2 separate regions of the Homo sapiens genome follow, and region 1 is linked to region 2. A link is a loop called in an ENCODE intact Hi-C map of the cell type or tissue named here. Cell type or tissue: IMR-90. All regions are shown on one strand.

The links. Peaks named below come from ENCODE experiments on the same cell type or tissue, not always from the same donor. Only the 100,000 strongest peaks of a DNase experiment are listed, where the experiment ranks them.
Region 1: a loop joins it to region 2, with 2.0 times the contacts of the local background. A loop is called at or near these places in 1 of 110 quality-filtered maps.

The regions. Positions count from the first base shown.
Region 1 is chr3:76,313,012-76,318,011 of GRCh38, reverse strand. It overlaps a transcript of ROBO2 not described here. Among named protein-coding and RNA genes, the nearest start is that of ZNF717, 530 kb to the right of the region's middle. In IMR-90, no CTCF peak of the experiment used is centred here; no DNase peak of the experiment used is centred here; H3K4me3 peaks cover 13 bases; H3K27ac peaks cover 82 bases.
Region 2 is chr3:76,401,076-76,406,075 of GRCh38, reverse strand. It overlaps a transcript of ROBO2 not described here. Among named protein-coding and RNA genes, the nearest start is that of ZNF717, 620 kb to the right of the region's middle. In IMR-90, no CTCF peak of the experiment used is centred here; DNase peaks (open chromatin) are centred at 695 and 2,285; H3K27ac peaks cover 175 bases.

The DNA.
Region 1 (5,000 bases), 88 kb after region 2:
AATGAAATTTTGATGTCAAAATTTAAAAAAGTGAATTTGAATAGAAGTTTAACAAAAATGACAATGGATAAAAAATACTCAGGACATATTTTCTATAGCTAAGACAAATCTATTATTCTCAAGCACCATTTTTTTCATTATCAAAATCTTATATATATGGAATTTTCCTGAATTTATTAAATGCTATTTCCCAAATAACATGAAACAATATGAGTAAGTTTTACAACAGATCTTAGTATAGTTGCTAAGCATATTCTTCAATTACTATATATAAAAAATACTCTAATAATCTTTTGAACATATAGAAAAAACATGTTTTTCAGACCTGGTTTTGGAATTTACTTTTCAGTTGTAAGAAAGATAAGGTATTAAATCTATTTATTGCATACAGATGGAGATTAAATTATTTAAACAAATGAAACTCAGACGTAATGATTATACACAGTACAAAGAACACTCTGCATTTTGCATGAATATTCATACAGTTCAGTTTCCAGATTCCCAATCTCACATTATAAATTACTTTTGAACAACAGTGTTGCTTTCTTTTTTTCTACTGCACTACTTCCTACATGAGTCTGACAGAGTTTTCCAAATTTCTTGACTACTATAAAATACCTTCAAATTTTTCTACAACTAAAACTGACATTTAAATGATATAGTAAAAGCCTTGTAATAAAAATGATTTCCCAGCGTTACAAAGGTGAGATCCATCACATTGGCTAAAAGTAAGAAATGTGTAATTAACACTTAAAGTCAGAATATTGTATTACCAGTCTATTTTTCCATGTACTTTGTCCATTCATCAAATATTTATTAAGCATCTATTAAGTACAAGACTGCATGTTAACAAAGATTAATCAAAGACAAAATTTCTCTTGAAATTACTTACAAAGTGGTTAAAAAGACACAGACGCACATAACAATTAAGCACTATAAAAACTGACAGATGTCTTCTTATCTATGTAAAGTGTCATAATCCTTTAGAAGATGAAATATAATTTTAAGCATGCAGGTTAGAAGCATTTTATCTGGAAGTTAGAACTAGTGTAGTGGTTGGGGTTATTTCAAGAACAACATAAAGTGATCTACATTTGTTTCCTCAAACCAGAAAGTCTTAAGTTGTTGCAGGAAGTCAGGGACCCTGAACGGAGGGACTGGCTGGAGCCGCGGCCGAGGAACATAAATTGTGAAGATTTCATTTTAATATGGACATTTATCAGTTCCCAAAATTAATACTTTTATAATTTCTTACACCTGTCTTCACTTCAGTCTCTGAACATAAATTGTGAAGATTTCATAGACATTTATCAGTTCCCAAATAATACTCTTATAATTTCTTATGCCTGTCTTTACTTTAATCTCCTAATCCTGTTAACTTCATGAGCTGCGAATGTATGTCACCTCAGGACCTCTACTGTACAAATTGATTGTAAAACATGTGTGTTTCAACAATATGATATCAGTGCACCTTGAAAAAGAACAGAATAACAGCGATTTTCAGGGAACAAGGGAAGACGACCATAAGGTCTGACTGCCTGCAGGGTTGGGCAGAATACAGCCATATTTTTCTTCTTGCAGACAGCCTATAAATGGACATGGAAGTAGGAGCGATATCACTAAATTCTTCTCCTAGCAAGGATTATTAAATATTAAGACCCTAGGAAAAGAATTGCATTCCTTGGGGGAGGTCTATAAATCGTCGCTCTTGCAGTGTCTGTCTTATGCGGTTGAGATAAGGACTGAGATACGCCCTGGTCTCCTGCAGTACCCTCAGGCTTACTAGGATTGGGAAACACCAGCCCTGGTAAATTTCAGGTCAGACCAGTTCTCTGCTCTCGAACCCTGTTTCCTGTTAAGATGTTTATCAAGACAATACGTGCACCGCTGAACATAGACCCTTATCAGGAGTTTCTGATTTTGTCCTGGTCCTGTTTCCTCAGAAGCATGTGATCTACTCCCTGTTCGTACACTCCCTCCCCTTTTAAAATCCCTAATAAAAACTTGCTGGTTTTCCAGCTCAGGGGGCATCATGGACCTACCAATGTGTGATGTCACCCCCAGAGGGCCAGCTGTAAAATTCCTCTCTTTGTATTCTTTCTCTTTATTTCTCAGACCGGCCGACACTTAGGGAAAATAGAAAGAACCTATGTTGAAATACTGGGGGCTGGTTCCCCCAATATTAAGTTATTTCATTGTTTCTGAAAGAGTAAATCATTGTGTTCAAATCTGATTAATGAAAATATTGATTTCTTACCCAATAGCAAGGAATGTGAGATACTGGTTTTATGAGGCAGTAAATTTTTTATTAGTTCATATAACTAGGGGAAACATCAGAAGAAATATAATAATGGGCTTCTATGCAGTAGACACCATCAAATACTTAATAATTTTTTCTTAACTTTTAAGGTTAAAAAACTTCTACAAGCTCCAACAAATTCTGAAATAATTGTCAATGTATTAGATGGGACCATGCAGATAAGAGATTAAAATTGAAATTGCCACTCTAAATATTCCTAGGTCAGCGCTTCAATGCACCATGAATTAAAATGTTGCAATACCGTAGTATGTGCTCATAATACAATTTAATCCTTCCTAAAGAGGGAGAAGATAACTGCCAGAGAGGCTTTCTTTGCTTAGCAAAGATATATATTAGATAACTGGCTGCTGTAATTTATTACAGAAAAAAAGTATGGCTGTTGTGTGAAATAATTTTCTGAGTTATTAAAAGTTTTGATCACTTCATACTTCGTTGCCAATAGTTTAACTCTCATGTCATAAGTGAGATGATTGAGTGAACTCAACAGACTCTTCCAGGAGGTTGAAATGGAGTCAAGGTCAAGTGCCAGAATGGGTGGGACATGGACAACAGTCAGGTCTAATTCCCCCTCTTAGTTTGATCAGTGGTTGCTCAGACTAGCCAATGTTTGTGTTGAACCAAGGGGTCAACGTTTTGACTATTTCATGCCAGCCTTACCCACTTACATCTTCTAGACCTATTTTTCTATTTATACCTATTTACCTCCCATTTGTACCTTTAATAGTAGCTATAAATATTAAAATTTGGCTTAAATTATAATTTCCAATAGCAGAAATAGATATGATTGACCCTTGAACAACACAGGGGTTAGAGCCACTGACCCCTGTGCCAGTCAAAAATCTGCATATAACTTTTGACTTCCCCAAAACTTAACCACTAATAACCCACTGTTGACTGGAAGCATTACCAGTAACATAAACTGTTGATTAACACATGTTTTATATGTTATATGTATTATATACTGTATTCTTACAGTAAAGTAAGCTAGGGAAAAGAAAATGTTATTAAGAAAATCGTAAGGAAGAGAAAATACATCTACTATTCCTTAAGTGAAAGTGGAGCATCATAAAATCTTCATCCTCATGTCTTCACATTAAGTAGGTTAAAGAAGAAGAGGAGAGGTTGGTCCTGCTGTCTCAGGGGTGGCAGAGACAGAAGAAAGTTCTCATATGAGTGAATCTGCACAGTTCAAACCTGTGTCATTCAAGGGTGAACTCAATACATATGTATATTATATGTAAATATGATATTATCTATTTATATATAACTTCCTTTTTGTTGTATATATTGAACATCTGCATTGTAAACTTTTCTGTAGAGTTATGCTCATGTGAATGGAGCTGTTTACATCTTTTAGACTTTTTCATGGTGAAGGTAATCGAACATAAAATAATTAGCTTCTGTAATTCTAATGAAGAAAATGTCAGCAATGTAGTTAAGATTTCTGGTGAGTTTATCATAAATGCAAACTCTTATGATCACTTATGTCATGCTCTAAATTAATCAGATGGGACACCTGCCTTCCCTTAAGGTGTTCATATATTGTGATTAAATAGAAAAGTGTATGCCTGAGGGAAAACTTGCTGGCCTACTAACCTATATTTGGGAGTCATGTTCATTGATGAGCTTAAAAATCCCTTGAGAGCCAACAATAATCTGCCTTTTTTCCAAATGTTCTGACAAGTCAGTTTCCCGTCATCCGTTTGGTGCTGTCTGGCTACGTGCTGCTCGTATCACTCCTCACAGGCCACACGTATACACTGGTCTTTGAAGCTGCCACTCCCCAAGCCTGCCCCAATAACCATTTCTGTCTCAATGGTAGTTCCTGTTAATACTACAAAAATGGAAATTGTCAAGGTGAGCAGGTTGCCATATGGAGGTTGACAGCTGCTCAGTCAGATTAAGACAAATGCACATAGGCAGTGTGAGTGCAAGAAAAAAAAAATAACTCGGAAGAAAACTTTGTTGTTTGCTATTGGTATCTTTTCCAGGATTTTTAGAAATAGAGTATCTGTTTTAAAGATTGTTTTGTACGCAGGTAAGCTTGAGCTGGTATTGATATGAAGCAAACCAAAAAAGAGTAAAGTAACCTTTAAAATGTTGTATTTCCATGTTGATCCTCTTTGCCTCTGGCCACAGTGTTTAATTTAACATGACTCATTCTCCCCCATCCCACCTCATGTGTAGAACACCTCTGCAAGGTATCTTTCAAAATAATAAATGAAGATCCTTACATTGTGAAAAGGGAAATAATGTTGAACAAATTGTAAAAATGTGTTTTAAAAGACTGCATAGCATGCCAAGAAAAAAACGAACAGAATTTTACAACCCACTGAAAGATAACACACCACCATCAATAGCCAAGCTCATGAATAAATAAATATTTACAACATACACATATGCATATCAAGGCGAGGCTACATCGCAGGAACTCAGAATCTGTGGAAAATATTTATGCAATGCCTATACAGTAACAAACAGAGGCACTAAAAAGGAAATAATTTTAAAGCACAGTCAACACGTTTAAAGTTTTTCAGTAACTTGACTGACCTTTAAAAAATACACAGAATTCTTTTAACAATATGAAATATGTTGCTATGATTGCCTATTCCTGAACTTAACTGAGTTGTATCATCATCACACAGCAGAGCTAGCAAATTTCTAGCTGAGCTAGTTAGAG
Region 2 (5,000 bases):
ATATAATTCTTGGTTTATGTAATTTTTATGTTAAAAATTCATATTGCCATATATAGACATCTATTTAGTTATACTCATTATTAAAAAGCTTATAATATTAGGAAAACACAAGTAACTACATGGAAAAGACAAGACATAATTATTAAACAAAGGGTGCCAAAAACCTTCAGTGTATTACAGAACCATATGAGCAAATCATTTTCAAAAGGCATGATTATTTTCCAGATATAATTTGTCCATATGCACCACCTGGCAAAGCAAGGAAAAGTGATTCCCTCAACTCCCCAACCCCCATTCCCATCAGCTACTTATATGAGTGCTTTCCTTTTCAAGGTTGCTTTTGACATTAAGAGTGTGGATAGAGGAAAAACAAGTAGAAGATGAACATGTGGACTCTTGCCAAGAAACCTATGCTCTCCAAACCTTCACAACCTTAGTTCTTAATGATAATTTTGGATACCTATAAGTAACCGGGACTACCTGCTGTTTTTAAGCAAAGAAGTAAAACATGTTGAAGGACTTTGCTAACTAATAGAAAGAATGATGGACTGATGACCAGATTTACTTGACTGCGTAAATTTGTGCATTTCCTTTAGATATCTGACCTTTCTACTCTTCTTCTGCAATGTCAAGGGAATTAACTAAACTACATTTCAGCCTCTGTACATTCCAAAATCATATGTATCTAGAATGAATCATGCACTAAATCATCAAGTAAACATTCATTGGCCCCAATCTTTCTCTCTGACTTCATCTCCAATCTTTCACTCTACCCTTCACTCTTTCACTCTTCCTGGAACAAGCAACCTTGTTCTCATATAAGAGCCTTTTAACCTTATATGAGAACCTTAAGAAGCTTCTGGCTGGATTTTTCCCAAGGCTCATACCTTATTATTTAAATCTGTGTTCATTTGACACCCCATCAAAGAGGCCTTCCTCAAACAATTCAACATCAACCTCAACTCTACCTAAAGCACCTTTATTCTTTCATCCTTTTTACCACTCATATTTCCCTCCACACATGCCATTGTCCAAAGTTGATTCCCTTCCCCATTTCATCCTGTCAAAATGAAAGCTCTGGGAAGAGTTTTAAGCATTTCCATTTTTAATTCTATGTCAACTAATATTATGCCTTATTATATGTAAGTACTCCATTATTCAAACAAGACAGAATATTTGCATTTTATAACCCATTCTCATTTTCACATACGCCATATTCACAACCAAGCCACAAAAATTCGGAATTATCGTTTAACTTTTTCAATTTTCTCCGTTTTCTATATTAGAAAGCTTAGCACTGTCTTGGATTCTTTCCCTCACTCTTCAATGTATTCTACCATTATGTTTTTTGATAGCTACTCCCAACCCACACGCCTGCATTTCTTTATCTACCTCTAAGCAACTTCGAGTCTCTCATTTTTTACATTCCCTCAATGATAAAGTAAAATGTGCCTAAGATTGTAGCTTTATGTTCATGCTTGCAACTATTAAAAAAAAAAGTTCACCCTTATTAAACTACCTGATCGACTATGCCTCTTAGTTAGCAAAGTCCTGAAATGTCTGGTTCACTTAAGCTTCCAAACCTCCTAACTCTAATCTCAGTTTAGGCCAATGGCATTACTATTCCAAGAGCACATAATAATCATTTTATTTTCTCTACTTGTATTTCTTCCAAATTAACTGCTTTACTCTCAATTATCCAAACTGAACAGCTTCCAAAGCCTAGCTCAAGACTTACTGACTTACTTTCATACATATAACATAATGTACTAAATTCTCAGTGATATATTCCTTCTGCAAAATCCAATCACACTTATAAACTAAATAATATATACACTTAATAAATTTGATTCTATGTTGTCATTATTTTTGCAGCCAATCCTTCTATGTGAATGTGATTCTCCCAACCCAGTTGATGTGGTCTTGATGGAAGGTGCTACATTCTATGCCTCTTAGGTAGCACAAATTAAGCATTGCATATGTGGAAGTATCAATAAGAGATACAAACTTTGTTGTTTAAAATTCATTTGCCTAAAACCTAGAGAGGGAAAATACACTGTCTATGGTTATAATATAGCTAGCAGCAGAGTCAGAACTGAAACTCAGATTTCTTAACTCATAGTCCAGATATCTTATCATCTTAGACTATCTCTCATAAATCATGTATTTCAAGTACTAAGCTGTTTCTTAAGGGTAGTCCTAAATACCAAAGGAAATAATAATATGGCACGGCGTATACATTTTCTCAGAGCAAAATGTTGACATTACTTAATACCTAAAATAAGCATTTTGGATGAAAGGAAAAGTCACTGCCTCAAACATTAGAATGAGTCACAATCACTCCCCCTCAATACAACTAACAAGCAATAATGGCTGTGCTGTGTTCAGTATTGTCTTACAGACTCTGCCAGTGCTTATGATGATCATTGTCTTCAAACCATACCTTGTACAGAAGTGGTGGCCTGCAGTTAAAGCACCTATGTAGTGGAGTAAACATTGTGGTTAAGAAGAATGCAGAACCCTCTGGGGATGTCATTTCAATATAGCATTTTGGAGAACTTGGTCTGGGTCAGTCTCATCATACTGAAAGCTCCCCAGGACCAGAAATTGTTCTAACAACCTGTCTTTATTGTTCAGAATCTGAGAGAAAAGAATGAATGCCTCTCTTGGTAAATGGTTTTTAAAAATAGATTATTTAATAATAACATAGACAAATATTTTTAAGTTTCAAGTATGACAGATATCTGTAAAATACTGATTTTGCTGAATTATAAATTAAAAAGAGACTCATTGTTGGCATCTAATTTTCCTGTACAGAAAAAAACCTTGCTGAATGATCTGCTCTTGAGATACTCCTTCTATCTGATGTAGTCAAGTCTGAACACGTTTAAGAAACAAAATCTCATTGCCTGTGATAGGCATAATAATGGCCCCCCACAGAGGTTTATGCCAAGGGAATTAACTTAACTATATTCCAGTTCTTTGTACATTCCAAAGTTGTATGTATCTAGAATGAATCACGCACCAAAGCATCAAGTAGACATTTATTGGCCCCAGTCTTTCTGTCAGAGTCTCCAAAATTGTCAGAATCTCCAAAACTGTCAGATTCTGTCAGAATTTCCAAAACTTCTAAGTATGTTGTCATACATAGTAAGAGGGACTTTGCAGACGTAATTAAATTTGAGGACCTTGAGATGAAAAGATTATCCTGAATTATCTGGGTGAGCCCAATCTAATCAGATGAGTTCTTAAAAGTGGAAATGAAATGGAAAACAACTGCATCAGAGAAATTCAAATTGAGAGGAATTTGACCCCCAGTTGCTGGCTTTCTAGTTGAAAAAGAGGTACCAAGAGAATAGAAGTGTTGCAGCTTCTAGAAACAGTGAACAGCTCTCACTTTGCAGCCAGTTAGAAAGTGGGCACCTTAGTCTTACAACCTCAAGCAACTGAATTTATCAGTAGGAAACGGGTTCTTCCTTAGACCCTCCAGAAAATAATGCAACCTACTGACAATTTAATTTTAGTTGGGTGAGACCAATAGCAGAGTTGTTACCTGCAGAACTATGAGATAATACATTTGTGTCATTTAAGCCCATAAGTTCTTGCTAATCTACTACACTAGTTATAAAAAACTAATACACTGACCTAATAAGCATATGAGTAAAAGAGAATATTTAATTTTCACAAGGAAGAGAGCTGCCCCACCTGAATGCACAATTACAGAAATGTCGTCAAGCATCATTTCCTACACAATTGCCAAGTTATGTGTGTGGATCAACATATGGCAACCCAGTGTTTACCACTGGGGACATAAGATTGATAACGTTGGTTTAACACCTTTAAATGGAAAAGTAATTGAATTCAGGACCAAGCTAAAATTTAAATAAATATCCACTTGAAAATTTTAGGCAAACAGAAATAAATAAAAAAATCACAAGTAAAAGAAGTAAAATTGTTCTCAGCACATATGAAGACTTGTTCTAAGTCAGAGGTCAGGTATATTCAGCTCAGCATTTTCTGTCTTTCAGAGACACCAAGGCTTATATTTGTTCAAGCATTCACGTCTTCTTAGTGTTAAACTAAAAAATTCAGAAGTTATCCTCTCGTACTGATCAAATGATAGAACTGCCTTCTGAGAATTTATATAAACATTTCTAAAAATTTTTCTTTGTATTCTAGGCTATGATGAATTCACTTATTTTACTACCATTGTGCAAACTAGAACATGTAAAATATTTCATCAGCTTGTTCTGATACCTTAGGACATGACAAATTATTCTATTCAATTTATTTATAATCTTAATGATTTTGCAGTTTTATGATAGTTTTTTTTTTGTTCTTGTCAGAGTAAAGGTTTGATTTTATTCCCTTACCTGTAAAACAAGAATAATATTAATATCTGTACCATAAATTTATTGTGAAGCTTAAATATGGTAATGTATGGGAGCCATGTAGAACAGCACCTAATACTTGCAACACCATCATAAATTTCAACTCTTACTGGTTCCGTTATTGTTGTTAATTGCTCATCCTTACTTAATCTTTTATCACCTTCATTGCCTTTGTTAAAAGCCTGTTTCAAGAGGCTTCCCATCTATGTTACATGTTACAATTGATTATTCATTTAATTATTTTCATTACCCAATAACCTTTTAAACTTCAGTCATGTGCTAGATATTGAAGTAAGGAAAATGATTTAAACACAAGCTTTCTTTACCTTCCAAGTGCTCAGGGTCTAGCATCTTCAAATTAGAATGGGCACTACAGTCACGTAGTGTGTCATTCAATCTGATGTAGTTAAACTACAATAGCCAACATTCTCCAAATCTTGGTGTTTCAAAAAATTTACAAGATAAAGTTACATTTTTTTCTTGCAATGTTGACTGAGTCCTGAAGACTACACAACTCATCTGTGATGACTGAGCTGTGCACCTTATAGGAGCATATGTTCCACCCTTGCAGCAGAGGAGAAGAAAACAGGCAAATCAATGTTTCCTATC